3 separate regions of the Mus musculus genome follow, and all the other regions are linked to region 3. Evidence: chromatin loops called from intact Hi-C (ENCODE). Cell type or tissue: left cerebral cortex. All regions are shown on one strand. Links, peaks and the distances in the headings refer to the core of each region. The heading gives the core; the rest is flanking DNA.

Region 1 (10,634 bases), core at 2,127-7,126, 520 kb after region 3:
TTTCTGAGTGTATTACCATGTGTTTGTAACATGAATTATCGTGTGTGGCTCAGAGGTGATGCAGAGAACTGCTTGAAACATCAGGCCGCAGGACAGCAAAAGACCGGCTTTTCCTGTGCTCTTTTCCCTTCCTTCCTTCCTTCCTTCCTTCCTTCCTGCCTTCCTGCCTTCCTGCCTTCCTGCCTTCCTGCCTTCCTGCCTTCCTGCCTTCCTTCCTTCCTTCCTTCCTTCCTTCCTTCCTTCCTTCCGTTTCCCCTCGCTCTCTGTCTCACCCCTCCCAGTTTCCTCACATAGTTATGGATAATTGTCACTTTATTTACTTTTATCGCATCCAAAGTGCGGCTTAGCAGGGCCTGGACTTGAGTCCCACTAATCTTGCCTTCTCCGAAGTAGGAAAATCCCAAGTCTTGCAGGGTCCAATTGATAACCCGGGTGCTTCTTTTCCATGAAAGACGGATGACTCTGGCAAGCTTGGGAGACTGCAGATAATGGGATTGACTTGGTACTTAAATCTCAGTGAACCAGGACAGCATAAGTAATTAGTGAGTTGGATCCATCCCGGGGTGCTAATGATGGCTAAGTCTGCCCCCACGCCATTCTGCAAACGGCAAGAGACACATCCATCTCAGGCAGATAAAAACCGAGGGGACGCTGATCACAGACAGCATTTATTCCTTCTTTAGTGCACAATTTATCCTAGAAAAGAGCAAAAAAAAAAAATCTAATTTTCCTCAAGTGATACCCAGAAGACCGAGTGACCACACTCCCACCAGAGTTCATTTTGATCAGAGTGCTGCTGCTGTTTTTAATTAAGAAAGGCTAATTAAGAGAAGATCTGCATTTATCTTCTTATCTGTTGTCAGCACAGACTAGCAGACGTTACTTATATTTGTTTACAATCTGGTAACCGGCTTTCTATTACTGAAGCAGTGAAGGCCTCCGTTTATATTAAAGTCCTGAATCACTACTGTTTGGGTTGTGTTGTTAAGAGCTGACTGACTAGCTACTGGGATAACTTTGGGGTATTAGAACTGAGTTTACACACATACATATGAGTGTGCAAAGCACTAGCTACTCCATGCACCCTTAGGTTTTGCCTCAATTAAACCAAAGCAAGATTCTCGTTTGCTGACTGGCCTTTCCGACCATTTTTCTCTCTACCCAGAGTAATGGCACTTTATCAGGATAATTTAGATAAATGTCCTTCCATGGGATTCACATCTAGCAAATGGAGTCGTGCATGACAAATGACGTCCTGTTTTGATGCCACGTTTGTTCTGTCAGTGGGGGGAGGAGTCTCTCAAGGTAGCCCATTTCCTTTTCTGTTCTCTTCAGTGTTTGTTTTTCTCTTCTATTTGGTTTGCCCTACGTTCCCAGACATTTGAAAGAAAACATCCAGGAAGCACACACTCCTTTGGGCAAGACCAGGGAGTCTAAAAGTGAAAGTGGAAACATTTTTGAGTCCCAACTTCAAAGTTACTAAGGATGAAATGGGGGGTATGGTGGTTAGAAGGTCACACAGGTTTGTCAGAAACACAGGTGGCAGACTGGGGGTCTCCTCCGCCTGGTGTGGGAAAGAAGAATTGAAGGGGAACCTAACCTCTGTTCCCTTGCTCATCTGTGCCCACAAGTCTCATAGCAATCGCCTCCTCTGCATGACAAGCAAGAGCAAGTTGAGCCCCAATAATTGCTTAGTCTAAGGCTCCGTGTAACGTGTTTCCCTTCCTATCTCACCCACCAAGAGAATCTTTTTATTCTTCTACTGTGAATTTTCTTAAGCCAAGTCTTAAGATTTAGTATGTGCTGAGGCAAGCCCTCGACCTTTCTACACAAACTGTAACTGATTATGAAGATTTTAAACTTCCACGGGATCAAAGAGCTGGGGTCTCGCTAAGAAAGGGATGGGGGCTGGCAGAGATTGTACTTTCTGGTTCTTACTAAGTCCTGATTTGAAGTTTTTCATCTATATGAATTTCTCTAATATTCAGTTTGAGTAAAACAATACTTTTATGTTTAGATTATGCCTGGTTCAAAGATACCTATTTCCCTTGGGAAAAGTTTATGCTGATTGCAGGAGTTTCTTCAGACATAATCCCATGCACACAAGTGATTGTGTATGATATTTATATGAATATTGCTTGAAACTATTTATTAGCCAATATATAGTGTTATTCTAAAGATATTTTGATTTTTAAAATCCTTTGTACTTCTACAAAGGAATAATACAGACTGAATTTTAAAAAAACAAAAAACAAAAAAAACTTTCCCAATAGCATCCTTATGTACATGTACTGACTGTACTAAAAACAGATTTAAAGTATACATCGTATGTTTACTTTAGGGAAGACTAATGATATGTTAAAATGCTATTTTTAATTTTTTAAAAAAATCCTATTATGTGAAAAGATAAACTGAGAAAATTCCGTTTATCTCTTGGGAAAAGGTGGCACTACCATCAGGTATTTTAAAGGGTAATTTCCATGTCCAAATTAGCTAAGAAAAATCTTTTCTTAAATAAATAAATAAATAAATAAATAAATAAATAAATAAAGTTATGCTATATTGGAAGCAAATCTCTTTGGACATGGGTCCCTTAACAAACGGGGTGTATTCTTGGGAATGTGCCAATGGCCCCTCTTTGTCTTTGAGCATCATACACTTACAAACTACAATTAATCTGTGAGATAACCTTAATGGGATCTTTGGGGTATGAGCTTGTCTCTCATTCAAGGAAATGTTGTCCTGTGGCACATGAATGAAATATGATTATGAAGTGTGTGTTGGCAGGGGATTGCCAGGCTGTGCAACCTGATCTCTTCACTCATTACTGTGTGTTCCTGGGCAAGTCCTGTGACTTTTTCTCACTGAGCTTCTAGTGTATAACTAAACTAGGGATAATAGTAACACAAAAACCCCTTGGTCTTTTTAGCACTTACTGCTTACAGGCAGGGAAAACAAGCCAAGTAGTTTAGAGAAAGCCACATCTTACAAAGGTACGTTTAATTTTTTTTTCCCTACGCCTGAAGGATTGTATATTTCTATAACTTTAGTGTTTCCTGGAATATTCCATTTGCTGAATAGAAGAGTCATGCAGACAGTAGTCCTGCAGCATTAATGCTGCTGTTTTGAGTCAGACCAGTGCAGACCAGAAGATTCCCAAAGGTCTAGCAGAGGCTGCCGAACTCTGTGCTTTCTACAGTTCTATTGGGGTGTTTCAGGCAGACCAGACACTGTCAGTGCAAGCTTAGACTGCCATGAAGCAAGCATTTTAAAGAGCACATGGCTGAGCCTGAAAAATGCAACTTCCTCTTTCCGTGGTGTTCTCTGCACTTGAATAATCCAGTCCTTAGTGCCGATGCAGATTGAAAAAGGAATTCAAATTTCCTTAACATTAACTTCTAGCAGCCAAAGATCAGTGTTAGGCTGGAAATTGTGTCTTACACATAAACTCCCGTGTTCCCACTGGCAATGAGTGGCCCCTAAAAATGTTAACTGTTTGTCCTAACTAATTAATTTATATGGCCATTAAATTGTAAACATTTTGATATTCAAGCATAAGATACCTTCCTGATTTTTTTAAAAATATCTTTTGGCAACTTAGATGATTCAGCCATCCTGACACCCTGATTAACTTTTGGTATAATGATGGCTTACTGCAAAACTTTATTTTATTTATTTATTTATTTATTTATTTATTTATTTATTTATTTATTTATTTGACTTTGCTGTATCTCACAGAGGGGGCGTTGGACTTCCATGACTGTAGCGAGGCAGTGATAGCATTGTTCTTGGAACTTTCCCAGCCGTGAGTGGAGAGTTGCTTTCCTCCATGAGAAAATCAAGTCTTTAAATGGGATCCGGGCAGGTGGAATAGCCCCTCTGTGGAGTAGGGTTACATGGGCGACTTAGATGAAATCTGCGAGGTATTCTTCCTCTGAAAGAAGCGAAGAGAATGGGGGAGCGAGAAAATGTGGATGAATGATTAAATGAACTTCAAGGGCATTTTCATCTGGGAGACAAGTGTGAAAGGAAGAATAATAAATGGCTCCCTGCCTTCCCAGAAAACGGTTGGTACTCATTGTCTGTTCTGGAAGGCATCGGGTAGCTCATGCCATCCACCAATGGGCATAGAAAAGTTTACATAAAAGAAAAGGGGTCAACTAAGTAGAGAAGGGAGGCTTAGCCAAAACAAACTGAAATGCTTCATTTCACTAAGGTTTGATTAATGGGATATTAGACACCTAAGACTGTTGAGACAAGAGCTAACTAGCCTTTAGCAAACTGTGCCGTGAATCACACTTCACACATTGAGATGTGATGTAATGAGATTCTCAGAAAGTACCTCAGTTAGAAACAACCCCTCACATTCGAACACGCACTTTCCAGCTCTTGCCAGTGGCTGGCACATTGTCACTAATAAAGCTGAAAAGAAAACTCTGTGCTTGGAAACTCTTCCTTCTCCCTCCTCTTTTCTCTGCTCGTCTCTTCTCTTCTCTTCTCTTCTCTTCTCTTCTCTTCTCTTCTCTTCTCTTCTCTCTCTCTCTCTCTCTCTCTCTCTCTCTCTCTCTCTCGCTAGGAACCACCAGCTGGTGTGAGAATAAAGGACAATATGTGTATTGGCAGTAGACAGTTCATAACCAGGATATACTGATTCTCTCAGCCTTAACAATCTAAAGTTTTGACGTAGAAATTATTCACATAAAACCACTTATGGTTCTCATTGAGGTCCATTTGATGTGGTTATGTGATGACTTTTAAAAGAAAACTCTGTATGTCCCTCCTCCTAAAAGATTAGCATGAATGTGAGGTTATCAGGGTTCATAATTGATCAATCTCCAGCACTGTAAATTTTTTGTTAAGGATTTTCCAGACATCCCTGGGCCATCTTAGCCAAGAGAGTAGTGAGTAAACCTACATCTCCACCTAGTGGTGCCTGAGAACATTTAATTACTTCTACAGTGAAAAAGATTTAGTCTTTCTTGGCAGCCAGCATGAAAGCCCTGGGTTGCTGTGCTGTGGGAGCACAATATTTAAAGATAACATTTTAATCCTAGAATATTCTTATTCTAGTTACACCACCTCCATTTTTCTACTCCTCCGCCCTAAAAGCTGACATTATTAGATTGCAAAGTAGCCCCAAAAATTCCTCCCACTCCATTTTTCTATCTTGCACTGTGCTCAAAGACTTTGACCAGAAACTCTTTTGAGTAGCTCAGGATCATCTTTGGGGATTCAACCACCCTCCTCTGCATATAATTTTTGCCAGCTCCGTACTTGGCATAAGATTCAATTGCTAGAGAGGCCAAATGAATTTCACTATAATGAACTAAGCTAGACATTTTTGGTCAACCAGAAAAAATACTCATGATGCGCCCCCCTCACCTTCCCGGTTAATGAAGGCACCCACTTCACTTCATGTTTGCCCTAATCCCATGTCACGCCAGAGAAAAGGCACCAAAGCTCCTTGTCACCTAGCAGAGAGGCGTAGCTCCTAGCATGTCACTTCCCCATTAGAACTCGATGCTGCACCAAAGCCCATGCTAAGAAATCTTGTATTTATATGATCTTAACAATAAGTAAATGATTAAGACTATTTTGCTTCTTTAATACTGAAAAGACATTTGGATCTGGGCACAGTTAAAAGGAAATTGTTTGGTTTTGCTTTTCATTTAATTTGCTCCTTGGACATGCTATTTCAGCCAGTTCTCCTTGGATGTTTCCCATCGGCAGCTTCATCCCTAGTACCACCTATGCTATGTGAAGGTGTAAGAACCAGGAATCAGCTGTAATATGTCTCAGAAAAAAATTAAAGGGAACTAAGAGAGTTGCTGCTTGCTAATCCCTGTAATTAAGCGCTACTTGTAGGAGGGCATGTTACTCTCTGATTGAAGCTGTTACCACTGTATTGGACCCAAAAATGTTGAATAATCCTACCCTACCATGATTAATTTTAGTACCTATTAATTAACACCCATTAACTTATAAAGAAGGCAAAAAGAAATAAATGTATTAATTGTCAGTTTGCTTTCTCTCCAGCCTATCTTTTCTCAGACCTAGTATTCTGCCATGAGATCCCTTAAATTGCAGCAAAATCCCATATGTAAAGAAGTGAACAGAAAGAGTCCAATGGAGAGAGATTTGTGGCATTTTTAAGTTGTTTTCTGTATTTATAGCACAAGGGACAGAATTCATTAAGTCAGACATTTAAAGTCATCAACCATAGTCATCTGTATTGGCACTATCAGAGACCAGTCACACACTGTCCTTTCCTTTTAGTTCTCCAATTGCTTCCAAAATACTGCCGTGATCAAGGACAGAAGAAATCCAACTTGTTTTGACTATTAATAGATTCTCAATATTATGCCTTTGATGTTAAAGAACCATGATTTGTCATCTTTGCCAAATTCATATGCCATTCCATGGACACAGTCAACCCAAGCTCATTCCTAAATATCTTTAACTTTCCCCAAATTTTAGGGTGAGGAAAAAGTGAACTGAACACAAACTAATCAAATCCAAGGGCTCCTCGACACTAAGTTCCACAACGCCAAGCTTCCCAACACCATGTTCCCCAGAACTTCATTACAGAATGAAAGTACAAAAACATAGAGCAATTATAAAACAAAACCAAACAACCAAACAACTCCCCCCCCCCAAATTCCAACACTAAAACAACCAAATAACAAAAAATTCACAATAAGGAAGAGTGGTTTAGGCATTTTTTAAAAGTATTTTTGCTTCTGTTTCTCTGGTGTGTGATACAGGGCTTCTGTGAGTTCTCCCATGGGTGCACTGCAAAACAGATTGTCAAACTGCAGCCTCTCCTGAACTATGGTGAAGGCCTCCTTATGTTTGGTAGAGGTAGTCTCTTTGAAGTTAAAAAGAACCATGATTTGCCATCTTGGCCAAATTCATATGCCATTGCATGGAGAGAGTCAACCCAAGCTCATTCCTACATGGAGATGGAGAGATGAGACTGCTTTTATTACTCTATCATTAAATAGAGCATACATGAGCACTTATACACACACAAGCACACACACAAACACACACACACCCCCACACACACACTCACACACACTCCAAAACACCACATGGGGCTTGAGGGGCAGCTTATATTCTTTTAATCCAGTGGTTCTCACCCTTCCCAATGCTGCAACCCTTCAGTACAGTTCCTCATGTTGTGGTGACCGCCAACCATAACCATCGATACTTCATAACTGTAATTTTGCAACTGTTATGAATCATGATGTAAATATCTGATATTCAGGATATCTGATATTTGACGCCTGTGAAAGGGCTGTTTGACCTTAGAGGGGTCACACCACATAGGTGGGGAACCACCGCTTGATTCTGTCAGCCTAATTGTAAATGACTCCGTAAGTTAATTCAGTTATGAATCTGTGTTCTGAAACTGTTAAGTGCATAAGTGCTGGTTGCAAATGTCAGTCTATATGTAAACGTAGCAGCATAAGGTGACTTCTAGAATCTCCGCATCACCACCTACCATGCCTGATGACTATTCAATGGGGATATGGGAAAGTTCTGCACACCTACCATGCCTGATGACTATTCAATGGGGTTATGGGAAAGTTCTGCAGTCAATCCAGGACATTTTCCAAGGCTGCTGTTAGGAAGGTAAGGACATGTGGCTTGCTGATAATGCCTACGTCTCCAGAGCTAGTAATTTCCATGGTGCAGCCTCTCTGATCCAGCGAACTGTAGTAGCCCCTGGGATAACCATTACACTAGCTCCCCATTGTCACAAGGTGTCACTATTAAGCACAGACCCCTTGGTGCCTGGCAAGCACACTCTCATGATTATGGTGGCTTCCAGTGGTCCCTGGGTGGGTGCTGTCAGGGTAGAAAGCTCATGTTGGTAACCATGGACTTGCTCAGTTCTCCATAGGGAATTAATGGTGGAGAAACAAGAGAATTCCTTCCTTAGCCGTGCACTAGGGAGAGGCTGTCCCCACTCCCACCCCTCGTCAAGAGGCTGCTGGTTCCTTCTGTCAGGGAGAACCTTCCACTCCATAACCTAAGGAGCTAAGAAACGCTTCCTATTCACAGCTCCACTGCTGATGGAACGGAGCACTCCAAGAGGGTTCAGCAAGTTTAAATGCTCTACCCTCTCCTCAGGAGGAGCCCAGGCTGCTTCTTTCATGTTAAATGAGAACTTCCTCAAAGACACAGGAACAAAATCTGCTTCAAGTCTGGTCATGATTTCTAAATGTGCATTCTCCACACTACATGTGGCAACTGTTATAAACTACAGGAGTCCTTGATAGACATTACATTTGAGTCTGCTAGCAGACTCTGATTTGTCGCTCTCTGGTCCCTACATCTGATGAATTAACTGTGATATAAATGAAATCCAATTTCAACCCTCATTCTGTTACACTGCTCAAAACTTGGCCATCACCACAATATTCTACCTGGAGAGTCCTGATGCAGAAATGAACTGTTAGGCCTTTCAGGCCCTGGTCTTGAAAACAAGGATGCCCAACCTGGGAGCAAGGCCTGAGTTGATGGTGGAATCTACTTTTCATGGTTTGTATATGCTTGGCCAAGGAATGTCACAATTTGGAGGTGTAGCCTTGTTGGAGTAGGTGTGTCACTGTGGGTATGGGCTTTAATACTCTAGTCCTAGATGCCTACAAGCCAGTATTCTGCTAGCAGCCTTCAGATGAAGATGTAGAACTCTCAGATCCCCCTGCACCATGCCTGCCTGGATGCTGCCATGTTCCTGCCTTGATGGTAATGGACTGAACCTCTGAACCTGTAAGCCAGCCCCAATTAAATGTTGTCCTTGGAAGAGTTGCCCTGGTCATGGTGTCTGTTCACACCAGTAAAACCCTCACTAAGACACTATTGATACTTCTTTCTCTTTATTATATTTTAGAATGTTTTTCCTGTTTAGTCAAGAGAGTTTATAACTGCAAGAAAGCTATTTGAACTAGAAACAAATTAAGAAGGTTGCTGATATCATTTTAAAAATTCATTGATAGAATTTAAAAAGAACTATCCAGACGTGCAACAGTGTTTCCACATGACAGGAAAAAAACCCAGACTGGAGCTACAAAGAAAGGGAGCAAATGGAGATTTTTGTAGACAATAGAGGAAAAGTAAATGTATGTCTCCCATTGATAAAACAATAAACAGGGCTGGAGGGATGGCTTAGTGGCTAAGAGCACTGGCTGCTCTTCCAGAGGAGCAGGCTTTGATTCCCAGCACCCATATGATAGCTCACAACTATCTGTAACTGCAGTTCTAGAGGATCTGACACCAAAGCACATGGAAGAAAAGTAATTACATAAAAAACAGAAAGAACAACAAGTGTGTGTGTGTGTGTGTGTGTGTGTGTGTGTGTGTGTGTGTGTGTGTGTTGAAGGGTAGACCTGGGTTTTTGTGCTACTCAATGGTAATGAAGATCATTTGACAAAAGGACAATGTTGTAGAGTCAAGTTCTTTGCTTCTACTTCCATTGGGCGCATTCTAGGGATCTAGGTTAGGCGGCTGAGTTTGCTTAGCAAGCACCATTACGCATCCATTCATGTTGTTGGACTGAGAAAATCCACTTCTACTACATAGGCTTTCTGTGCTACAGCAAAGACACTGTACCCAAAGGTGTTTAAAAACTACCCACTCCACCAAATCAGGGATTGACGCCTAAAATCCCAGATTGATTTGAGGATGCTGAAGATGGGAGAACCTGTTGTTATTTTTTTTTCTCCCAGAAGTCAAGTGTCTTTCTGTAAAGATGGGCTTTTCCACTTGCTACACGAAAGGCTCCAGGATCTCTGTGGAGTGGTTTAGAGGCATTAATACAGTTGTCACTTCCTATACACTTTCTAAGTAGCCCTTCAAGCCCCTGTAGAATATAACGCTGTAATGTGTGGGATTTCCTGGAGAGGTAGAAAAGGAGAAAAGCCCAAATTTGGCAAGCGAACTGAGCTGACAAACATTGGCTTGTGCTTCAGCCACTTCTAAATTCCTCCCAAAGTCACTAGGGTGTTTTCTCCAAGGTGCCAGGAGTAGTTCCTAAGTAGTGCTCCAGTGATCCCTTCAGAATCCCAGCTCTTAAGGGATGACGAATATTATCATCCTTCCAAGGCTTTTATGTTTATCAACCTTGGAAATACTATCACTAGTCCTGAATTGAAGATCAGCATCTACCAACATGACATGAAAAGAATCCAACACACACAGGCACATTGGGCTGAAAACCACTCTCCTGCCCTGGGTTATCCCAGAATGATTAGCAAACTACGTTGAGAGAAATCAGAGACAACACTACTGTACAGCCAACCTCCGTCATCAAAGACGTTCTAGGGATGTCTAATATATGTTTTAGTGAAGAGCATTTTTTTTTTTTGCCTGACTTGATTCCTCCCATTATCACTGCAATGTGTATATTGGAGGAAGACCCACAGAGTATGTACTATAGGAATTGTCCTTAATGAAAATAAGATGCAAATAGCTGTGGCTCATGTTAGCTTTAAAAGGATTCACTTCACTATAACTTTCCTCATATGGCCCCTTCCTCCTCTCCTCCCTCCCCCGCCTCTCTGTGTCTGTGTCCGGGTCTGTATGTTCATATAGAAACCATGAGCACTTGATGACTTGATTTGTGT
Region 2 (10,634 bases), core at 2,740-7,739, 1.0 Mb before region 3:
GTCCCTCCTTTCTTGGACTTCAGAAAGAGTCTCATCGGTCTCCAGCTGTCCTCCCCCCTCCTGGGGCCGTGGCACGCCTGTCTTTGGGCGGAGGGGAGGAGGCCTAGATGCCCTGGCACTGGCCAGGTGCTGGGTCTGCGCGGCGGCAGCGGCGGCGGCGGCGACGGTGACGGCGGCGGCGGCGGCAGCAGCAGCAGCGGTGGTTCTCGGCGGCGGCGGCTCGGAGACGGCGGCGACGGCGACCATGGCGGTGCTGACAGCGGCTGCGGAGGTGGCGGCGGCGGCGGCGGCCCTCTTCGCGCTGCGCCCCGGCATTCACTGCACGCTGGTCTGAAGCCCGTGGTGCGGTGGCGGTGTGTCAGCGCTCACGGTACCCACCTGCGAGTAGACATCGTCCGGCGTCTGCTGCTGGATGCCAGGGGGCGTCATGCGTTTTTCCTTTTGGCGTCGGTTGCAGAACCAGACCCGCACGACCTCCTTTTCCAGCTGTAGGCTGTCGGCCAAGTTGGTGATTTCCTGCGCCGAGGGTTTAGGGCACTTGAGGAAGTGGCTCTCCAGCGCGCCTTTGACGCTAACCTCGATGGAGGTCCGCTTCTTGCGCTTGCGGCCCTGCGCTGCGATCTTGTCAATGCTGGTGGGACTGCCAGTGCTCGAGTCAGCCTCCTCCAGCCACTTGTTCAGTAGCGGCTTGAGCTTGCACATGTTCTTGAAACTGAGCTGCAGGGCCTCGAAGCGGCAGATAGTGGTCTGCGAGAACACGTTGCCATAGAGCGTACCCAGAGCCAGCCCCACGTCCGCCTGGGTGAAACCCAGCTTGATGCGCCGCTGTTTGAACTGCTTAGCGAACTGCTCCAGGTCGTCAGACGTCGGCGTGTCCTCGTCCGAGTGAGGGTCGTGGCTGTTGAGCCCTGGCCCCGCGCCGCCGCCGCCGTGATGCGGGGGTCCCTGCGCGTGGTGCGGGTGCGGCGGGTGCGGGTGCGCGTGGTGGTGATGGTGGTGATGATGCTCCGCCAACTCGGGCGTGTCCCCGCGCACTAGCCCGGGGTGAACCAGGCTCTGGGCTCCACCGCCCGCTCCACCGCCGCCACCGCCGGGCCCCGGGGGCGCGCTCAGCATGCCGTTCACCGTGAAGCCTCCGGGCTGCGAGTACAGCAGACTCTGCGGCGGCGGCTGCTGGCCACCCGCCATGGACGGGAGGTGAGCGGCAGCGGCGGCGGCTGCGGCGGCAGCGGCGGCGGCGGCTGCGGCCCCCCAGCCCCCAGGGTGTCCTTGGTGAGGGGGCGGCGGCGGGGGCCCGAGGTGCGGCGGTCCGCGGTGATGCAGCGCGGTACCGGCGTGCAGGTCTTCGCGTCCAGCGCCTCCCTTCACGTCGGGGCCCTGAGGCGGCGGCGGCGGCGGCTGTGGCGGCTGCTGGGGGCTGCCGGCCATGCCCACCGCACTGCCCGACCACGGTGAGCTGGCTTCCACGGCAGCGGCGGCAGCAGCGGCGGCAGCGGCGGCAGCGTGGGGCAGGGCGGTGACCCACTGGTGCGCGTGGCTCAGCATATGGCCGCCGTTGCTGGCGGCCATGGCCCCCTGCATGAAGTCGCTCTGGACCATCTTGACCGAGGACGGGTCCCCCCGGTAGGCGCCCGAGGTCACGGCGGCGCTTCCCGGCTGCATGCCGCCGCCGCCGCCCCCCGCCCCGCCGCCGCCGCCGCCGCCGCCCCCTCCGCCGCCGCCCGCCCCGGCCGCGTCCGAGTGCACAATGGAGCCGGCCGTGAGCAGGCTGTTCCCCGGCAGGTAGGGGTTAGAAGCCGCCGTGGCCATGCCGCTCCGCTCCCGCCACCCCACCGCCGCCACCACCGCCGCCGCCGCAGCAGCAGCCGCGGCCGCAGCCGCCGCCGCCGCCGCCGCGCCCCCCCCGCCTCCCGCCTCCTCCCCCCCCGCTCCTCCTCCCCCGCCCCGGGTCCCCGCCGGCCCCGCCGCCTTCTCCGCCGCCTCCTCCTCCGCCGCCTCCGCCCCCGCCGCCGCCGCCGCGGCCCGGGGCTGCAGCTGCAAGGCCGCTTGGCAGGGCGCGGGGGTCGCCGGCTAGCCTCGGTCAGCAGCAGCCGCCGCTGCAGCAGGAGCAGCGCCCTGGGGAGGGGGGATCGCTTCTCCGGGCGAGCTCCGTGGCCAGCCCCTTCAGGGGGGGTCGTGGTCTCCCCCCTGGCCGGGAGCGATCGGCTGGCTCCAGCGAGGCTCGCCCACTGGGGCGGGGACCCGTACTTCGGGCGCTCTCTCGGGGAGCAAGGGCTCCGCGGCTCCTCCTGTCCTCGGACGAGTGCGGACTCTGGCCCGGCACAGGGCTCTGTCCACCTGCTAAGCGAAGGTTTCACGGGAGACAACAAAGGACGAAGCGGTTCCTTTCTTCCTTGGCCAAATTGTGGGTGGCCAGCAATCTGGCCGCTCCTAGTTGGTCCGCTGTCTTCCCTGATCTTCAGCAACACATCTTACTGTTTCCCCTTACTATAGTAAAACTTTTCCGGTCCTTACAGGCGTGGTGATGCTGGCGGCTCGCGTCTGCGGAGTGGGGCGGCTGGCTCCTGTTCTGCCCCCCTGGTTCGCTTCTTTCAAGTTTTGTTTTGTCCTAGGAAAACTTCTTGCGATGGTGCATTTCTCTGAAGTTGTTATTGCCGGAGCTCTTGGACGTCTCTGAAACAAGAGTCCCTTTTCATGTTCCTCGCGACACTCACAGTCTGGTGCGACATCTTTCCTTTTGGGTAGAAATTAGGAAACAAATATAACAAGGCAAAAATTGAACAGGAAAAAAAAATGTCGAATTGTTCTGTTACCTTGTTGCTGAAGGTTGGGGTTGATGTTTTATTTTTTCCCCGGCAGTTGTCTGGAGAAGGAGGAGGAAGAAGAGTGCATTGGTGGAGGTGGAGATGTGTGTGTGCATACAGGGAATCCTTGATACACAACCAACTCCTGTGGGCACGTTGTACCGCTCCTAGAGTACCCGACGGCGGGCGCGGGAGCAGGCGTGCCGGGGCAGAGTTGCAGCCGGAGCTAGCTCTGCGCCCGGATTCTCTCTCTTTCTCTCTGTCTCACTTTCCCTCTCTCTCTCACTCTCTCTCTCCCTCTCTCCTTCTCTCGAGCGCCCGCTCCCGCTAGGATCTGACAGTTCGCTCTCCGTCCCTCCCTCTCAGAGCAGGGACTGTCGAATGTTTACCCTCCGCCGCAAGCGCGCACCCACCACCACACTTTCCCAAATACAAGGAAGTCGAGCACCAGGGCCCCTGCTGATTGGCTACCCGCTGGGTGATTGGCAAGCCTGGAATGACTGGCTTAGGACGCCTGGCCCCCCTTCCGGCCGTTCCGATTGGTTGCTTTTTAATTTAGGCAGAGCGTCGTAGAAGCTGGAAATCTGTTGTCCCCCCCCCCCCGCCCCATCCTCCCTCCTCCGCGCCACTTTCCCCTCCACGCCCCTCCCCCTCCGCCCCCTTCGTCGTCCCCCCCCCTCGCTCCACCCCTCCGCCACATCTTAACTCTTAGTGTCCAGCCCAAACGTCTGCGTTCCCTTGGCGGCTCCCTGTGTTCGCGATTGGTCTGGGGGGGTTGGGAGAGAAATGGAAGAGAAAAGGAGGGGGCGGGTAGAAGGGGGACCAGGAGGAAAATGAAGAGGGGAAAAAAATCTTGAAAAATAGCAGTCTACCCATTCTACCTAGACTGCGTTGTGTCGCACCCCCACCCCACGCGAGAGATTTGTAAAGCGCGCGCCGCGGATGTACGTTCAAGCTAATACCTATAGACAGATGTGTCCCCACTGGTTTCAAAGTTTCCTCTTCCCTTCACGCGCGGGCCCCCATCTCTGTCCTGCAGGAGGTGGGAAAGGAAGGCTTGCCTCGCGCAGAGCTCCTGTGGCCAAGCTTCTTGGAAATCCGCCACTGCAACTTTGTGCAGCCGCGGCGCGCCGGCGGCGACCCTCTTTGTTTAAGTTCTCGGATGCCATCATCTGGGAAACCTGCAGCCCTGTACCAGCGCGGGGCCCGCGCGTGCGAGTCCGACCGCTTGCTGCGGCTGCTCGCTCTCCAACCCCCCCTCCCTCCTTTCCTCCCTCCCACCCACCCTCCTCTGGGATTCTTGCAAGTATCGTGCGTGCCCTTGTGAGTTTGGAGGGTGCCGGTCAACGAAGCCACGCGAGGTATTTGAAAGGCAATCAGCCCGACCGTCCCCCTAGATTCATCGTAAGTGTATTCGATCCCAATGCCTTTAGAATGCAGTGTCTGCCTCAGCTCGCCTAGAGGGCCTAGGGCTGCTAGCTGCTCACCCGCCCCCCACCCCGGTCCCCTTTACCGCTGACTCGTGTGTGTGTGTGTGTGTGTGTGTGTGTGTGTGCGTGCGTGTGTGCGCGCGTGTGAGTGTGTTCATTGGTGGGGTTTTCACTCGCTTGCTATTCTTGGGCATGGGGACGCTTTATTTTCCTCTTTCTTTGGGTCTCAGGTTTTGCGAGGTGGCTGTGACCGCTGTCGACAAGTGCTTTCTCAGCCGCAACCCAGCTGAAAGAGTTAAGGGGCCCGGGAGGAGGAGTGCGCCCGGTAGGCGGGAGAAGAGGGGGTGGTGTGGTGTGTGTGTGTTGGGGGGGGGGGGGACGACGCGGCCAAGCGGAAACGCCGCACAGAGGAACCTCAGCGAACCAAGAAAAAAGAGAAAGTGGCAACGAAAACAAGGACAAATTAAATCCTCCTTGGGGATTTCCAATGAACTAACCCAATTCGGACATTCAATAAATACACGACTCTTAATGAGTGTGCGTGTGCTTGCACCCCGCACCCTCAGCTGCAGGGCACCGGACCGCAATCTGCAGTTTCTAGTCCAAGCAGCAGCCGAGAACGTAACCCGGCGGTCGGTGTGCTCCGAATATAAAGAACTGGCCTGCCTTCTCCCCGATGCATAATTTCTCTAGAGGGCTCACTTCTGTGAACTCAGTTACAGAGGGAGCTCTCCAGCTCAGCAGCAGCCTCGCAGCCTCTGCGTGATCTCGAGATTAACCGTAGACGCGGGGCATTTATGTAGGATCGGGTCCAGCTCCTGCTTGCCGGGGTGAAAAGATACCATCGTAGAAACAGATCTAAAAGGCAGCAGTAACCAAAGCCCCAAAACAGAACGGATTCCCCCCTCCATTCCAAAAGGTTCCTTTTTATATTTATATATGCGTATATGTATATATAAAAGATGGAACACAGATTTCATTGAATAAATCTGAGATCTCCAGGTGCAGACGTTTGAATAGTCGGTGCCAGCACCCCGTGTTTTCCTTTCCTGCCGATTTTGCTTGGATCCGGCTCAAAAACCGAAAGAGTCTCGTGGTTTTGTTTACACTGAATGGGGAGGATAGGAACAGAGCCATGGGGCCGCCTTTCATTAATATACAGTGAGGATTTTGTCTAAATTACTGCTATGAGTTTCACAGTACACGCTTTCAAAAGCCGTCTCAGGTGGCCTGATGAAACGGGATAGCGCCTCAGCAAACAGATCCACTTTCTTTCTTTGCAAGGAGGGTGTGCACGTTCGGGAAGCCCCCCAAACGCTGTGCTCCTCAATAACAGAAACGCACTTCTGTTCCCAGGTCTGTCCCCTTCTCTCCCCCCACCCCCCACGTACTTAGTTCTCAAATCGCTCCCCAGCTTCCCCCCTCCCACCCCACCCAATCCTCCCCCTCCCTCTGCGGAGTGTGATTGTTTTGTCTGGAAAAAAAAATCCAAAGTATATAACAAGGGGAGAACAGTTAGTGCTGATTTTCATTTGCATACATTTTCATATATTTTGGTGAAAATAATAGACGAGAGAGAACCGGGCTTAGAGGAGTCAGTGTAAAGAGAAGGCTAAGGATAACTCGGCTCTGGAGAGTAGAGAATATGCCTTCTCTTCTGCCCCTCCAGGAACCTTACTTTTTTTTTTTTAAACAAAAAACAAAAACAAAAAACAAAAACCAAAAACCAAAAACCAACCACCACCTTTTATTTAAAAGTCTAACCTTGGGAATTTGCTGGGTAAGTGTTTTTTTTGTTGTTGTTGTTGTTTTGTTTGTTTGGTTTTTCTTGCTCTGCTTCCTCTTTTTCCTTCCTTTCTGGTGTATTGTTTATTTGTGTTCTTGAAGGTTTGGAAGCTTTATTTTCATTGCTTGGGAGGAGCGGGGAAGGGAAAGTGTGTGGAAGGGAGTTAGTAAGACAGGTCTGACGTTGCTAAAATAATACATAAAAAGGTGGACTGATTCCAATGGCCCTCACAGCAAGAGCTTTACCCTTCTGAGAGAGAGAGAGAGAGAGAGAGAGAGAGAGAGAGAGAGAGAGAGAGAGAGAGCTATTAATTTTAGTTGTTGATCATGAGAGGGGTAAACCCTAGAAATGAGTTGTTTACTAAACATAAATATTTCTTATTTGGAATTTTCCCCAGAGAATCAGGGCTGAAGAGGGAGATGCCTGGCCTGTCTTGGTGGGGGTGTCTGAATTGTGAGTCTGCCCAGATTAGGACAGGGAGCTGTAGGATCCAGTGAAGAGGGGAGGGGGCTGGCAACCAGAGGGCAGAGGGCTAGAGATGAGGAAGAAGTGAGGGAGAAGAGGCAGGAAGTCAATGTCCCCCTAGTTAAAGCTGCAAGTGGGGAGCAGGCGGTGTGTGCTGGCTCAGTAGTGAAAACCCATCAGAAAGAAGGTGATCAATCAAAACTAACCAGGATATCCTGGGTCTCCACTCCCCAAGGACAATGGAGCTTCAGTATAGAGAACCAGATTTTCCATGTTTTCTATTTTTGACAGTCAGATCTATCCCTCCTTATCACTATCTCCCGGTTTTATAAAATTCAAGGATATACTTACTTAAATAAATATGGCCGAAAGAAATAGCGATGCTAAGTCCAGGCCAGTGTGATTATGTTACTTTAGTGAAATGGTCTGGGGATGATTTTTTAAATGCTTCTTGGATTTGTTCTTTTGAAGAAAGCCACATTGGGAGGGGAGTATCAAATGTCTGAAATTATAGTGCACTTTTGTATACAGAACACCTTGCAATTTTGAATTGGTAATTTATTTGGAAACAGTTGATGCTAAATCAATGCAGTGGTTTGTAATGAGGGAGGAAGAGGTGTCAGTTGAGGAGGGGCTCAGCATCGCCAGGTTCCCTCCCCTTGTTTACAGCCTTGCCTCTGACTGGGGTTAACTCCGTGTGCTCCATTGGACCAGATGCCATATAGAGCTGCTCCCTGAAGATCATTTGTTTCCTTGATGGGGAACATTTCTGAGCAGAGCATATTGGTTGCCATAGAGAAAGAAATAAAAGGAAGAACACTAGTCACATTAAGCTATATGTTTGTGCACTGGGCTTTAGATAAAAGGACCTTGATTCAGCCAAAGAGGAGAAGCCAAACTAGAGATTTCTAGGACTACTAAAACTAGCTTTATTTTGTTTTGGACTTTTACAGTTGAAACATATAAGCTAATTTTATTGGTTGTTGTTAATTTTATATGACACGGTTTACTGAACAAAATAAACTTTGCTTAGCAGTACACTATTGACTAGTCGGCAGGGGGCGCACTGACTCGACTTAGCAGTAGCTGAGGAAAATGTAGCCAGTTCAAAAGCAAATCAGTCTTTCCAAATTTGCCAGAAGAACAAACACCCTTACCTTTCCTGTGCATGTTCAAGGGAAGAAAGGAAATGATTGGGCAACACAGAGTTTTAAAATACCAGGACAGTGGTCTCTCCCACACTAGCCATGTCTGTAAAAGACCCAGGAAGCCAGAGGATATTGAAACTATTTCCCCATTTCTCTCTGGAAAGCGTGGTTAGGGCTGTTTATAAAATAAAATGGGCTGGGAGAGAGAGAGAGAGAGAGAGAGAGAGAGAGAGAGAGAGAGAGAGAGAGAGAGAGAGAGAGAGAGAGAGAGAGAGAACCGTTATGGTTACAATATAGGTTACTTAAGAAACTATCTTTCAGGCTGATGATGGTGATTGTTTTTTTGGAATTGAACTAGAAAGCAAAATGAATTCTGAGGTAGTATATGGTATATGTAAAAATGATGGTCCTTTCAGCAGGGCATAATCTCACAACTGGGTATAATTTAGGGTCTTGAGCATATAGCAGGTGCCTGGGATCTTTCAGTCCATTTGATACCTAGTAGCTACTTTCATTCTTACTGTTTTCAAAGGGTTTAATAGTTACCCTTGAAGGGCTCTGTAGAGAAAAGAAAATACAAGCTAGACAGAGGATAGAGGTAACCGTGGACTTGAACCTTTTTAAGGACAGATAAAGAGGAATTTTAGTGGAACATAAAGTTTCTGCCCCTAAGATTTTTTTTCCTTTTGTGTATGTGTGCTGCCAATGAAAACCCTGACAAAGAACGAAAAAGTTTTGTAGCAAACTAGGAGGCTACCTAAAACAGTGAAGAGCAAATCCCCTTGGTTTTGAGGATTTAGTCAGTTTGTCTTACACAATTTTCCCAAGAAGATTTAGAGAGTTACTAAGAAAGCCAAGGCTGGAGTGACTAGGGTGTGAAGCTGGCTTCCACAGTGCAGCTGAAGGCACCTGTGAATAAAGGAGTCACAAAGCCTGACCTTTCTGATAGCTCTGCTGCTCCTCTAGGGGTGGGGGTTGTTGCCACTGGCTTCTTTTCAACACTGCTCCAAGCCAACCAGGCTTCAGCCTTAAGTTTTTCTGTGAAACTAATTTTAGCAGGTCGGGGTTGGATTGAAGTGGGATGTGAATTCATCTAGGTTTGAAAGATTATAGGAATCCTGTAAGCAAGAGACACTTGCTCAAATACACGTATACCATATGATTTCACACTGGACCTTACACATTTGGCGTCAGAAGATGCAGTGTTAGGTTTGTGCTAATAAACTCAAGTGGAGAATTGAGGAAGGTTTCATGCGAACCAAACCACTGCCTTCCTCCTCAGCTCTGCATTGCAGACAAAAGATTTCCAGGAGAAGTCCACAGAGTGGGACAAACCCCAAGCTTAGCTTGCTCTGCATGCTCAGGGCTGTTCAGAGCATTCAGAACGTATTAGTAGGGAGGGGACACTTTGTTTTTTTTATTCATCCATATCGCAAAACATTGGTGAAGGTCTCCGTGTTCTTCATACAGCATGTTCTCCTGTGTTATAGTTTCTTGGAGCTGTGGTTGTCTAAGCAGCTGTCTGTTCTCTCTCTCTCTCTCTCTCTCTCTCTCTCTCTCTCTCTCTCTCTCTCTCTGAAAAATATACTCAGAAGAACAAGGAAGTGGTGGGAACCCCCGTGGTCCACTTTCAGCAAAAGAAACAGAAGAATAAGAATTTGGGGCAAAGCAACAAGTTAATTTGAGGTGACCTGCTGGTTTACAGGGGCCATGTTAGAATTCTGCAATGACTTAGGGGATAATCAAGGATCAATGAAGATCCAAAGTTGTGGGCAAAAGCTACAGACTTGTTGAGAATACTGCAGTTGCTTTTGCCAAATGAGAGAACGTAGAAAATTACCTGAGCCAGAGGTGCCTAACATGAAGTGGGTACCTCCTCATTTGCTTCCATTTGACAATGACAAGGCAGTCCAACAAAGTACAACACAAAAGCAGCTTCTCTTAGCCTTTACACATTAAAATAGATGTTTGGCTTACCCAAATGTATGGCTTATACAAATGGGGAGGGATCTGCAACACTGGCTTTTGGTTAGAAAAGAGGCTTTATCTGGTGAACAGTGGACTAGTCACTTCTTGGTATTGCTAAGGTTTTGGAGTATGCACCCCTCCCCCACTTTCTATCTCTTTAATATCTGGTTTATATATTCTGAAGGAAGGGAGAAAGCACTTAGGTTTCTTCAGAACGGGCTGAAGGAGTAATCATGAATTCAAAGAAACTATGATTCTTTAAAGTAAGCTCCCTCCTCCTTACACTGCAGGGCATTTCTAATTGTGCAAAATAAACGGAGAAAGCACAGTAACTTACTTGGTAATACTGTATGTGCTTTTGAAGCAACCCATTTCCAACTGCTTGCCCACTCTAGTTGTGTGCCTGAACCTGTCAGGTCTGGTAATGCTCTCTCCCAATAGCTGGAGAAGCTGCAACTAATGGATTATTCTTGGCTGCCCCTCACCACCCTTCCTGTGCTCCCGACATCATGGTCTCTTTCAAATTTCAACTCCTAGGACTAGGTAACACAGAGTCCACCTGATAGACTGGAGGCGATGGTGAAAATATGATTCATTAGCAGCAAACGTGGATATGTCCTAGCTAGAAAAATATTTCAAGGTAAATTTGGTGTGTGTGTATGTGTGTATGTGTGTATGTATGTGTGTGTGTGTGTGTGTGAGAGAGAGAGAGAGACAGAGACAGAGTTTGTGTGTGTGTGTGTGTTATAAAAAAACAAAAGCCCAGATATATAAACTGAGTTTTACCAGAGGTGTCTGGAGTTTATATTCTTGCATTGGTCCTAAAAGATTGGAGTTATTCTTTGCTGGAGGTCCTCCCCCACCAAGCACTGCTTCTAAGTTTTACAGCATCTTCTCTGTGGCCCAACCAACAGGGCTGGGCTGGAAAAGAAAGCTATTCTTGTACTCTGGTACCTTTTGTTGTTGTTGTTGTTGTTGTTGTTGTTGTGTTTTGTTTTGACATTTGACCTTAGCTAGTGTCTGAGGAACCTGG
Region 3 (10,634 bases), core at 2,119-7,118:
AGCTAATGGATGGATCATAGGGCTCCCAATGGAGGAGCTAGAGAAAGTAGCCAAGGAGCTAAAGGGATCTGCAACCCTATAGGTGGAACAACATTATGAGCTAACCAGTACCCCGGAGCTCTTGACTCTAGCTGCATATATATCAAAAGATGGCCTAGTCGGCCATCACTGGAAAGAGAGGCCCATTGGACTTGCAAACTTTATATGCCCCAGTACAGGGGAATACCAGGGCCAAAAAGGGGGAGTGGGTGGGCAGGGGAGTGGGGGTGGGTGGATATGGGGGACTTTTGGTATAGCATTGGAAATGTAAATGAGTTAAATACCTAATAAAAAATGGAAAAAAAAAAAAAAGAAAGAAAGGAAGAGGGAAAGGAGACTATGAGGAAATAGAAAGGGATTACCTGGTTGCTATGGAGACCTGGGTACAAGACTGGATCTAGTTAATACAAAGTACGTGATGCACTTGGCAAAAAGTTATGAAATCCATTACTTTATAGAGTGAGAGAACACTTATATAATGCTATATGAATTAAAGTCAATACTTAAATACAAAGTATTCTGAATTTAAATAATTCAGAAAATTAATATAATTTTGTTATAAAGTTCATACTCTACATTTTGATACATAAGGTCTCTTACCCTAAAGTTTTTATTTGAGAAACGTTTTTATGTTTAGCCATTCATTCTATATTAATTGTAAATTTTAGGACTATCTAATTATCAAACATATAATAAAATGCTTAAAACTTCATGAAGTAATATGTACATTTTTTACTCTAGTAGGAAATAAAATATTAATATACACATATGTTCTTTGGAAATCTACTGATTTTGGATTTAAAGTAATGTTTATTTTATGATAGCTTCAGTTAAGCTAACATCTGTATTCTCATTCAGAGGGCTTAGTCTGCATTATGAATTAGTGGTTCAATGTGTCTTGGTTAGAGATCTTGTCATGTTATGTTTAATTTAATTCACAACTCAAAAGGACCTACTGCAGACTCTGAAACTTCATTGCGTACTTTGTCCAGGTCTGAGAAGCCGAAAGAAGCAGCCTAGGATAGTGTGAAGAGCTTCAAGGAAGCCTTTTGTTCCAGACCCTTTCCACACTTGGAGCTACCATGAATTCCCATGCTGGAAGCACAAATCTTCCGTGAAACTGCCCACCTGCTTCTGCCTGCGGTGGCAATGGGAAGAGCAGCAGTCTGGAGTACCGGGCAGCCATGGCTGGAGCCAGCTTCCCTCTACCCTGTAGACTCGTCGAGTAACATCAGAAGAAAGTGAGTCGGGATACTTAGAATTCACTGTAGCAAAGAGAATCACAACAACAAAAGCACTCTCGCTGATGAAATTGGAATTTTTTTTTTAATTAACACTTCTAATTAGAATTTAACATCTCACTAGCTTCGTATGGGATTTTTCGCTTCCTTAACTTCACGGAAACCTATCCGTTGGCTCTAAATAGGCAGTCACATACCATGCACCACTCAAGGGTTTCAATTAATCCCCAGGCCTGTAACTCCGATTGTGAACTTGTCTTTTTTGCTCTTGTGCCTTTTCCCCATACAGAACGAGATCTGAGTTAAGGTCCCTCAGCAGGTTATGGGAGGCTCCCTCACCACCTCCTACTCTCTTGTCTTCCTCCTGTGTCTGTAGGAAAGCATTTTGCAAACCTGACCCTTAGTATGTAGTAACAATGAGTGTTGCGTAATCTCCTCTGCTTGTCCCGAGGATGAGCGTTCTCTGTGATTCTGACAAGACTTCTGTCCGAGTTGGATTTGAATCAGTGTCTAATGCACAAGTGTGAACCCTACAGTGCTTCATCCATGCGATTGATCAGAAACACAAGTAGCAGATACTCGTGGCTCGAAAGTCTTGCCTGGTGTACTTTATTAAACTTTATTGGCATTAATGAAATAGAAAGTGATTAGTTATTTCATGTATGGCAAGCCACTAGATGTACCCTCAGTGAATATGTTTTCTCCTCAACACATATTTTGGGAATGCTGGGTATCAGCGAACAGCCAGCAGCTCACTTCCAAGTTTGCATGTTCCTCCTGAATCTCAAACCTGCCTCAATCAGCAAATGCAGAAATCCAGAAGACTTAGAGTACTGGTGGGACACATACACACTGCCAAAGGTACCCCATCTATGTGTCAATGCTTTTTGATATTTGCTTAGTATTTTTGTGATATAGTCTTACTTTATATGCAAGGCAAGCTTTAGATCATTTTTTCTAACTCTCCACTTTCACCCTCCTGAGAGAGGTGCACAGCATTATTCCTGGCCATTAAATAATTAAGTTTTGAAACATTTCCTATTAGCACATGTAAAATTAATGCTTGAATTAAACATCTCTACATCTTATCTGAGCTATTAGAGAAACCTGACAAAGTTAAGAGCTGTTGAGTAGGAAATTTTATCTTTTCTGATTCTCTCAGGGTTGACAAGCCCTGGTGATCTGAGGTGCTGTTATCTTAACCTAGAATAAAAGTCCCCAGAAAACCTGTAAACGTGAGCATACTGTGTGCATCTCTGACATACTGTGTGCATCTCTGAACCCGTGGAAACCCAAGAGCTGGTTTAGAATCAAAAGATCATTTTTAGGAAGATTCCATCTTCTGATAAAATACTTAACATTTGTCCAGCTTTTTCATCTCCCCTATAGAGAAATATGTGTTTGTTACACCAAAGAGGTGGGTAAATCCCTGCGAACTCCCTGTCATCGCTCCAGCAGTCTGTGAAGCAAAAGAACCAAGATCTCCCTGTAGCAAAATTTGAAGATGTAATTCTTTGGTGTCAGGACGCCTCTCAAAAAGGGAAAGGAGAGAAAGCACAGCCTGCCACCACGGTGTCCCCCTCCCGTTACTCAGGATTGCTCTAGCTTGGCCACACCACTGTCTTCGAATGGCTTGCCTGTGAAGGTGGCAAGTGCCTTAGCAATAGATAAGGCTTAATGGGGATGTCACAGCCCTGCCACTGCTGAGCTGCTCTGAAAGCATGGGAGATTTTTAACATAATAATTATAGCATAATCATTTAAACATAATAATTATAACATCTTTTGTGTAAGGTCTTTCTTCCATGGAGGCTTGCCAGCATTCATCACCATCAAAAGTATTTATTTAGCACCCGAATGTGTATAGTTCTGCTGAGTGCTAGCATTTTCTTCGCTAATTTTTATAACATCTTAAATGGGTAAAGAAAAGCTGGAGGAGGAGAATTAGGAAAGAAAAGGTTAAAGAAAAGCCTTGGCTATTTTAAACCTCCTTCTAACAACTTCTGAGGAGAGAGGTGTGGAGGGACCCCGGAACCACAGAAAACTCTTTCCTATGAGAGTTATGGAAACAAAAAGACTTACTACTTAGGAATCTAAGTTTTTCCTGGAAAAGCATTAAGTAATTAATTTTTAAGAAACTTAAATGTGTTTAACATTTCCTACTTACAAATATATGAAAGAATGAGCACTTGAACTAAACATCTCTATATTCAAACGAAACTTTTAGAAGAATCTGACAAAGCGGAAGCTCTCCTGCTTGATGTTATTAAATGTTGTCTAATTTCTTCAGGGTTGGCAACGCCGTGCCAACCCCAGAGATGCTTTGGGATCTAAATGAGTTTTGTGTGAAACACTTGAATATTTTCTGTGCATACTTACATGAAAAACACACGCAGCCAATTCAAGGCAAGTAGGTTGTGGGATTATATAGATCTAGAATTATTTCCACGATTATTTTCACACCACAGCTTACACATATGTTGAAAAGTCTATTGTAGGATATACAGTATTTTGAAAATCCCAGAAGGACTGGAAAATAAAGTGTAGATATTTTGCAAAATACTTAACCAAATGGTTCACACAAATATAGAAGCAAACTGCACGCTTGGAGATTCCCTTTTAGACCCTCTTCACTCAGCTTTAACATATGTGTCCTACTTTTTTAAAATACCGAAAATATTTGCAAGTATGTTTATTGAAATGTTTCTAAATTCTTTGCAGTAGTCACCCCATTTACATCCATACATAATTCCCACTCCTTTTTGTGTGCATGGCGAGTGTGGGGTGGAAAAACTCAGATAATTATATCTTTACGAGTTTGTAACATTTTAAATTTCCAAAGGAAAATTAGACCCATAATTTTTTTTCAGATGTGCAGCTGAGAAATACTTTTTTAAATCGCTAATTTCACTGCAGATTAACACATTCAGTTCTGCCAAAAATCTGCCTGCTCCCATCCTTCCTCAGCTGAGCCAGCCACTCTCTCCCCTGACACACTCCGCTCTGATGTCTTGTAAGAGGGAAAACAAAAACCAAAACCAAAACAATAAAAAACAAAACCTTTTATTCCAAGGAAGAGAAGAGATGGGAAGTTGATCGTTTTTTAAGCTTTCGAAATTTGCTTTTCTTAAATAGCAGAAGAAACAAATGAAAATTAATTAAAGAATCATTTAATTGAGTAATAAATGATAATGCATTTCTATTACATATGTTCCCAGCCCAACAAATTCACTGTGTAAAACGCGGGTTTTGTTCAGAGTGGTATTCTTTTTACTGCTAAATGCATCCCCCTCCATTTCAAATCAGGAAATATGATTTACAAAAAAATTACAATTAACATTTTAGATCTTCATTATTTGTAAAGTAACATGAAAACAGCAACCAAAAGAAACAAAATAGTACTATAATATAAAATAATCAACATTTAAAAAGTTACTTTTTCCATTGAAATGTAAAATGTGGAAACTAAGTATATTACACATTGTACCAGTGTCTGATATAAATTGTATGTTTATGGGAGTATACAGTCTATAGTATAGTTTTGATATTAGCATGGCTTCTATTATGTTACATACAAGTATACAAATTTTATACAACATATGTTTATATATATATATATATATATATATATATATATATATATATGCATGTATATAATGTATATATAAACACAGATAAATAGATTACATATATAAGCATTGTGTAGCGTCTGTGTGTGTTTGTATGTTTGTATGGTGTGGTGTGTGGGTGTGCATGTGTGTTTGTGGGGTGTGGTGTGTGTATGCGTTACTTGGGCTTTCTCCATGGCAGAGGTGGCTGTAGTTCCTGCATTGTGAAGGAGAATTATGGCAGGGCATTGAAGCAATTGTTTGTGATATGCATTTCTCCTTGAGTTTTAAATAATTCCTGAGTGACTCAAATGAATCTTGAAATTTTCTGTATGCTGTAGAATTCTTTTGAATGATGGGCATATTGTCCTTGATGATGTTGCTTTAGGAATCAGGCTTTTAGAAAAGCAGCATCATTGATGCATTTGTCAGTAAATTGTGGTTTTAATCATATTCTCAGAAAAATTACTATTGAATACCTCCAGAATTTGTATGGCATAGAACACATGATGTTTGACTTTATTAGCATATAAACTTTGAACCTGATAATCAAGGATCCTGCCCATATCCCTTGGGCATTTTAACTAAGTTACAAACTCCTGTCTGCAAAAGCAATACTGTAGAACTCCCTGCTGCTTGTAACCCTCATCTGGATCCAACATTGCAAAAGACCATTAAAGAACAAAACTTTAATTCCTTTCTTTTCTTTTCCTTTTTGCCTCTGGATTCAAAAGCAGAAACCTTGGTTGGATACATCTTAGAGTTACAATCAATTGAAAACCACCTTTTCCCCCTTTATAGTATATAAAAATGTTTTATATCAGAAGAAAGTGTCAAGTATTATGTTGAAGCAAAATTCAAAATTATATATCTAATATGCTTGGTAACAATGCATATGAAACATAATTGTTTGCTTCTTGTGGAAAAAGTGTCTGTGATCTGAAAACCTCATAAAGCAACCCTGATCCACTGTGGTTACTTCAGTGAGGAGAGAAATGTGTCCTTGCATAAGAGATATCCCATACTTAAAATATATATATAATTCTCAACCATTTAAATATTAGATTTTAAAGCTGTGGGCATAGCTCAGTGAATAGAAGGCTTGTGTGCCATACATAAGGCCCTGGGTCTCATCCCTAATACCACACGTACCAGGTATTTTCAAACCTGCTTGTAATCCAGGTGCCTGGATGTCAGAGGAGCAAATGACTTTGATCCGTCACTGGTTCCCTGTCTGATGAAAGTCATTTTTTTCATCTCTTCAGGAAAAACAGCATCATTAAAAGGATGTTTTCATCACTACTGGCAATAATGATACTTTAGAAATACCGTTGAGAAAGAATCCTGCTTGAAGCTGATGCAGTCTTTGAATGTTTCTTCGGGAGGCCATTGCTTCTGAAACATGGTGCCTTGTAGTCTCATGAATCGTTCAAAGTGGGTTTACGTAATCCTGTGATCTTCTTGGATCTGAAGCACGACACTGTGTGTACAGGTCTGCACTACAGAACGTTCTCTCTTTACAGCACTTTTCTGGGGTTAGCCTGTTCCCTGCTGAAGGAAAATGCAAGGAAATGAGTTGGGGCAAGATAGAAAGGAGAGTTAAATGGTCCGGTATTTTTATATAATGTAGCAGCATTGTGATCTCTCTCATGAGCAGGGACCAAGGTCTTCAGCATGAAGGGTGACTTCAGAACTTGAGAGAGCTTTTTCTAAGGGGTCCCATTAGAAGAATAAAAACATCTCTGGTTTGAGGTCCAGATACAAAGCTACTTCATGCTCTGTGACAGAGATGCTCACTTGATTTCAGTTCAGTGAAGGGGACAGGAATCTGTGATGCGCTTGAAATTAATTGGCCCCTACTGCTATAGGAGTCAGGCACAGTGTATCCCATCTGCAGAGATCACCTGAGTCACTAATTAATGTGGGCAGCTGTGGCCACTGTGAACATCTGCAGAGGCCTCCTCTCAGCAGCTCTGTTACCATACTGAGTCTGGAGGGACAAGCAAACCAGTCTGCACCCATTTGGGAGGCACAGGAGACTTTAAATTATAAACGGAAAATGTGTGAGACTGAGCCACACCTGCATCTGCACACTGGAGAAGGGGCCTTCCTTCCAGTGCTCACTTCTACTCTCCAACATTACTTTTCTTTAATTAGGTGGTGGTCTCTGTGTCTTAGGGGTGGAAACAGGGGCCTTGTATATGGCAAACTAGTTCTATTGCTGAGCTGATTTCTATCTTCTGACACTAACATTCGTTCCTATCCTCCTTTCTGTGTTTGTTTGGTGACAGGGTCCCACTGGGTATTTTAAGCTGGCCTGGAATTTATCAGTCCTCTGTCCTCCTTCTCCTCCTCCTCCTCCTCCTCCTCCTCCTCCTCCTCCTCCTCCTCCTCCTCTTCTTCCTCCTCCTCTTCTTCCTCCTCCTCCTCCCCCTCCCCCTCTTCCTCCTCCTTCTCCTTCAACTTCCACAGGCTACAATTACAGGCATTTGCCAAGGATATTATTTTCATAAAGACTGACAGGTCTGGAGAAGTTTAGATCTTATAATTCATTAATAATACATCACTGTAACGTTCTCCATTACACGGGGAGCCTAGAAACGTCCCGCGGTTGTCTTTTTTTTTTCGTCATGCGTGCATATTTGCTTAACAAAAGAATTTTCATCAAAAAAAAGAGAGAGAGAGAGAGACAGGCAAAGCCCTGCTCCTCTTGGGGGATGACCCATCTCACCTTCCTTTCTCACTCAGAAAAGCAAGATGGGAGTAAGCATTCTGACTGCCAGGGAGGAGTTTGCACCCATGCTGATGAGCACACCCTGTGCCTATCTGCTAACAGTTACTGTTCAAGTGTCTGCACTCCGAATCATGCCCTTGATATGGAGCTTTATCCTTTACAGAAGCATTTGACAGAAAGGTCGTAGAGAGGCCTGGAGAGGCATGTATGCCGTGCAGAGCACAAAGTGCCTGGGCTGGTGGAATCCCGCACACTTCCCATCTACCCTGCTTAGCAACATCAGCTGGAGGTGATGGATTAGCCTTTTAGGTGGACCCATATCTGATGCCTCACTTTGAACCAAGCAACTCCTGTGCTGTGGGAGACAGAGTAGAAAGGCAGAGCTCAGCCAGGGCTTCCTCACTAAAAGCTTTAACCATTACTTCACTGCAGAGATTTCAGGACTGTGCAGTTGGGATGCCAAACCACACAGCTTGCCGCTGTTGGCCTTAAATGCTCTGCCCCCAGCTTCTCTTTCTGCTTTGAAAAAAGTTGAAACTCCCAGAATGAGCAAACAGACAAAGACCATCTTGGAAGTTCCGCAGAAATGATCACCACACGCCATTCTCAGTTGTAGAAACATGCACTTCTTCATCGACAGTAGGATGCTCATCTCAAAATACATGATATGAAATGTAAGAAGATAGTGGACCTGTATTTGAGAAGTAGGGAGAGAGAGTAAGGGGTGGATTTGGTAAAATCAACTGTCCAAGGAAAGGCTCTTTTTTTCCTACCTAAAATTAGTGTAAATGTCTGTGTAGAACTGAAGACAGGGGAAACTCCACAGCCAAATGTACAGCTTGCTTCTGTGAAAGTATGCAAGGTAGCTACTGTCTTCATTTGCTTTGTCATCCAGGATGAACGTCTTGTCTATATTTTCTATAAAGGAAGACAAATATGGTATTTTCTTTCTTAGGTAGACTCTATTTGTTTTAAAGGACATGGAAGGAGTTGGGGGCTAGCTGAGAAGAGGAAGCAGGCCAACAGGAGAGGGAAGCTGACATAAGAGGAGATGGGTAAAAATGATCGGGAGGCACTGTATACAGGCATGCAAACCTCAAAAGGACACCCATTGTTTGTGCTTTATTGTGTGATTAGAGGACACTGGTAGAGTATCTCTTTTCTCTTGCTATTTCTGTTTACTTTTTTCCTGTTTCCCTTTACTTTCTCTGTTTCTTCCCCCTCTTCCTCCTCCTCCTTTACCACCCCCACTCTCTCTCTCCTCTTATTTAATTTTAGAAACCAGAAGTATATGATTGATCAGCTCAAATATCCCAACACACTTCAGAGCCTCAGAGGAATGAATTTTCATTAGTCTTTTCTTTGTGTGAAATCTGCTTTTTACTTCTGATAATCCATCAACCTTCCAGAGTATGTCTTATGCCTTTCCATGTCTATCTCACAAGTTGGAGATAAATCTCCACCCTTGGAGTTATAGTCTGCCACAACCCTGACATTGGCAAATAAACTCTAGGGTCTTGAGGCACAGTCTCTGGTCAGTTCCAAGCAATAGAGCTCTTGCTTACTTTCAGAACTCAGCCTTCTTTGCTGCTAAGTGACCACCCATCACCTCATCTTCTTGGTACTGAGGACTTATCCTTACTCAGGCGATCTCGATCACTGTAAGCATCTTAGATGTTGTCTGTGGAATATTGGCATTACCTAAGAACAGCCTCATTAGTCACCTGGAAAGTGTCTTAGGGTGTGCTGTGTTCTGTGGACCGTGACATAGAAAAACATGGTGGTGATGGGTAAATTCAGGTGTCAACTTCACTAGGTCATGATACTCAGACATTTTGGTCAATCGATTCTGGATGTTTCTGGATGTGTGTGTGTGTGTTTTGTTTTGTTTTGTTTCTGAATGTTATGAACACCTAAGTTGATCTTAAACGTATTTTATAATGTGAGCAAACCTTATCCAATCACTTGGAGTCCTGAAGAGAAACATCTAAGTTGTCCAGGCAAGAAAGATGGTACCAGTGGGTAGTGTTTGGGTTTGAACTGCAAGTTTGCCTTAGGTCTACTTCTTGGTCTGCTTTGGCGACTTTGTACTTGCCAGACCCCACAACTGTCTGAGCCAATTTCTCAAAATAAGTCTCCACTCTTTATATATGTATATACATATGTATAAGTACATGCATATACATGTATGCTGATTCACACTCAAGATATCCAACACTCTAATTGACTCACCAAGTCTTACTTTACTGTTTACTCTAAGTGAAATGGCAGTCTAAATCAGTCAGCATATTTCATTAAAATTAAGCTAGGCTTTTTTTCTATGCCTCAGTTTCTCTGGTTTTCCAAGGACCTCCCATCTTCTAGACACTTGAAGTGAAATGAAGTAGCCATTAGTATCATGAAGATCAATAAAATTGTGTTGATCTTGGAAAATCCTAATTTTTCTTCTCTTTCCAAAGACCCAAAAGGTATAAGACACACAAGATATGTGAAGTTGTCAAGCATGAGCATAAAATATAGTTCATTCCCATGCTTCTAACCAAGAATATTGCACATCAAGAACATATACAATAACCTAAGGGGCTTCAGGCCATGGTGGGACATCTGTTCTTACTCTAGACATTTAATTGTCCACTATTGGAATCAAAATATTTCTAAGGCATTATTTTAATTTTTTTACCCAAAATGGAAGTAATCGATAAAGCCACATAGGAAAGTCTTAGCAATGACTTTATCTAAAGTTAATCAATAATCTGTGCTCTAATATCTGAGGTGGAAATAAAGCAAACAGGCAAATGTCCTACGGATCTATATCTGATACCTATTCCCTTTACTACCGTGCATACATTCATCAGTGAAAAGTTTTTCCTAAGGCAAATGCTAAGTTTTCTTTGCGTTTCAAATAGATTTTTCATTCATTGTGTACCCAATGGTATGTGATGTGGGGGTAGGGTGTCGGGTGAGGGTTGGGAGTTCGTAGGTCTGTCTGTCTGTCTGCCTGCCTATCTCTGTT

Evidence for each region. Hi-C counts contacts between places; a loop is a spot of excess contacts. Peaks named below come from ENCODE experiments on the same cell type or tissue, not always from the same donor. Only the 100,000 strongest peaks of a DNase experiment are listed, where the experiment ranks them.
Region 1: it touches region 3 in a loop (5-fold over the local background); 3 of 42 quality-filtered maps call a loop at or near these places.
Region 2: a loop joins it to region 3, with 6 times the contacts of the local background. A loop is called at or near these places in 5 of 42 quality-filtered maps.

Annotation. Positions count from the first base shown.
Region 1 is chr1:41,147,029-41,157,662 of GRCm38, reverse strand. No RefSeq gene overlaps it. Among named protein-coding and RNA genes, the nearest start is that of 4930448I06Rik, 29 kb to the left of the region's middle. In left cerebral cortex, for the core only: a CTCF peak has its summit at 4,936 (motif pointing left); DNase peaks (open chromatin) are centred at 3,245, 3,810, 4,249, 4,993 and 1 more place.
Region 2 is chr1:42,688,321-42,698,954 of GRCm38, reverse strand. It overlaps Pou3f3 (POU domain, class 3, transcription factor 3), which reads right to left and starts at 3,187. Exons shown (of 1, transcript NM_008900.3): 1 at 1-3,187. The coding sequence starts at 1,809. The coding sequence ends at 316. It overlaps Pantr1 (POU domain, class 3, transcription factor 3 adjacent noncoding transcript 1), which reads left to right and starts at 4,130. Exons shown (of 4, transcript NR_027826.2): 1 at 4,130-4,208. All of the region lies in intron 1 of Gm46091 (predicted gene, 46091), which reads right to left. In left cerebral cortex, for the core only: a CTCF peak has its summit at 7,535 (motif pointing right); DNase peaks (open chromatin) are centred at 4,561, 4,911, 5,320, 7,559 and 3 more places; H3K4me3 peaks cover 4,794 bases; H3K27ac peaks cover 4,696 bases.
Region 3 is chr1:41,667,884-41,678,517 of GRCm38, reverse strand. No RefSeq gene overlaps it. Among named protein-coding and RNA genes, the nearest start is that of Gm29260, 70 kb to the left of the region's middle. In left cerebral cortex, for the core only: no CTCF peak of the experiment used is centred there; DNase peaks (open chromatin) are centred at 3,657 and 4,098; H3K4me3 peaks cover 362 bases.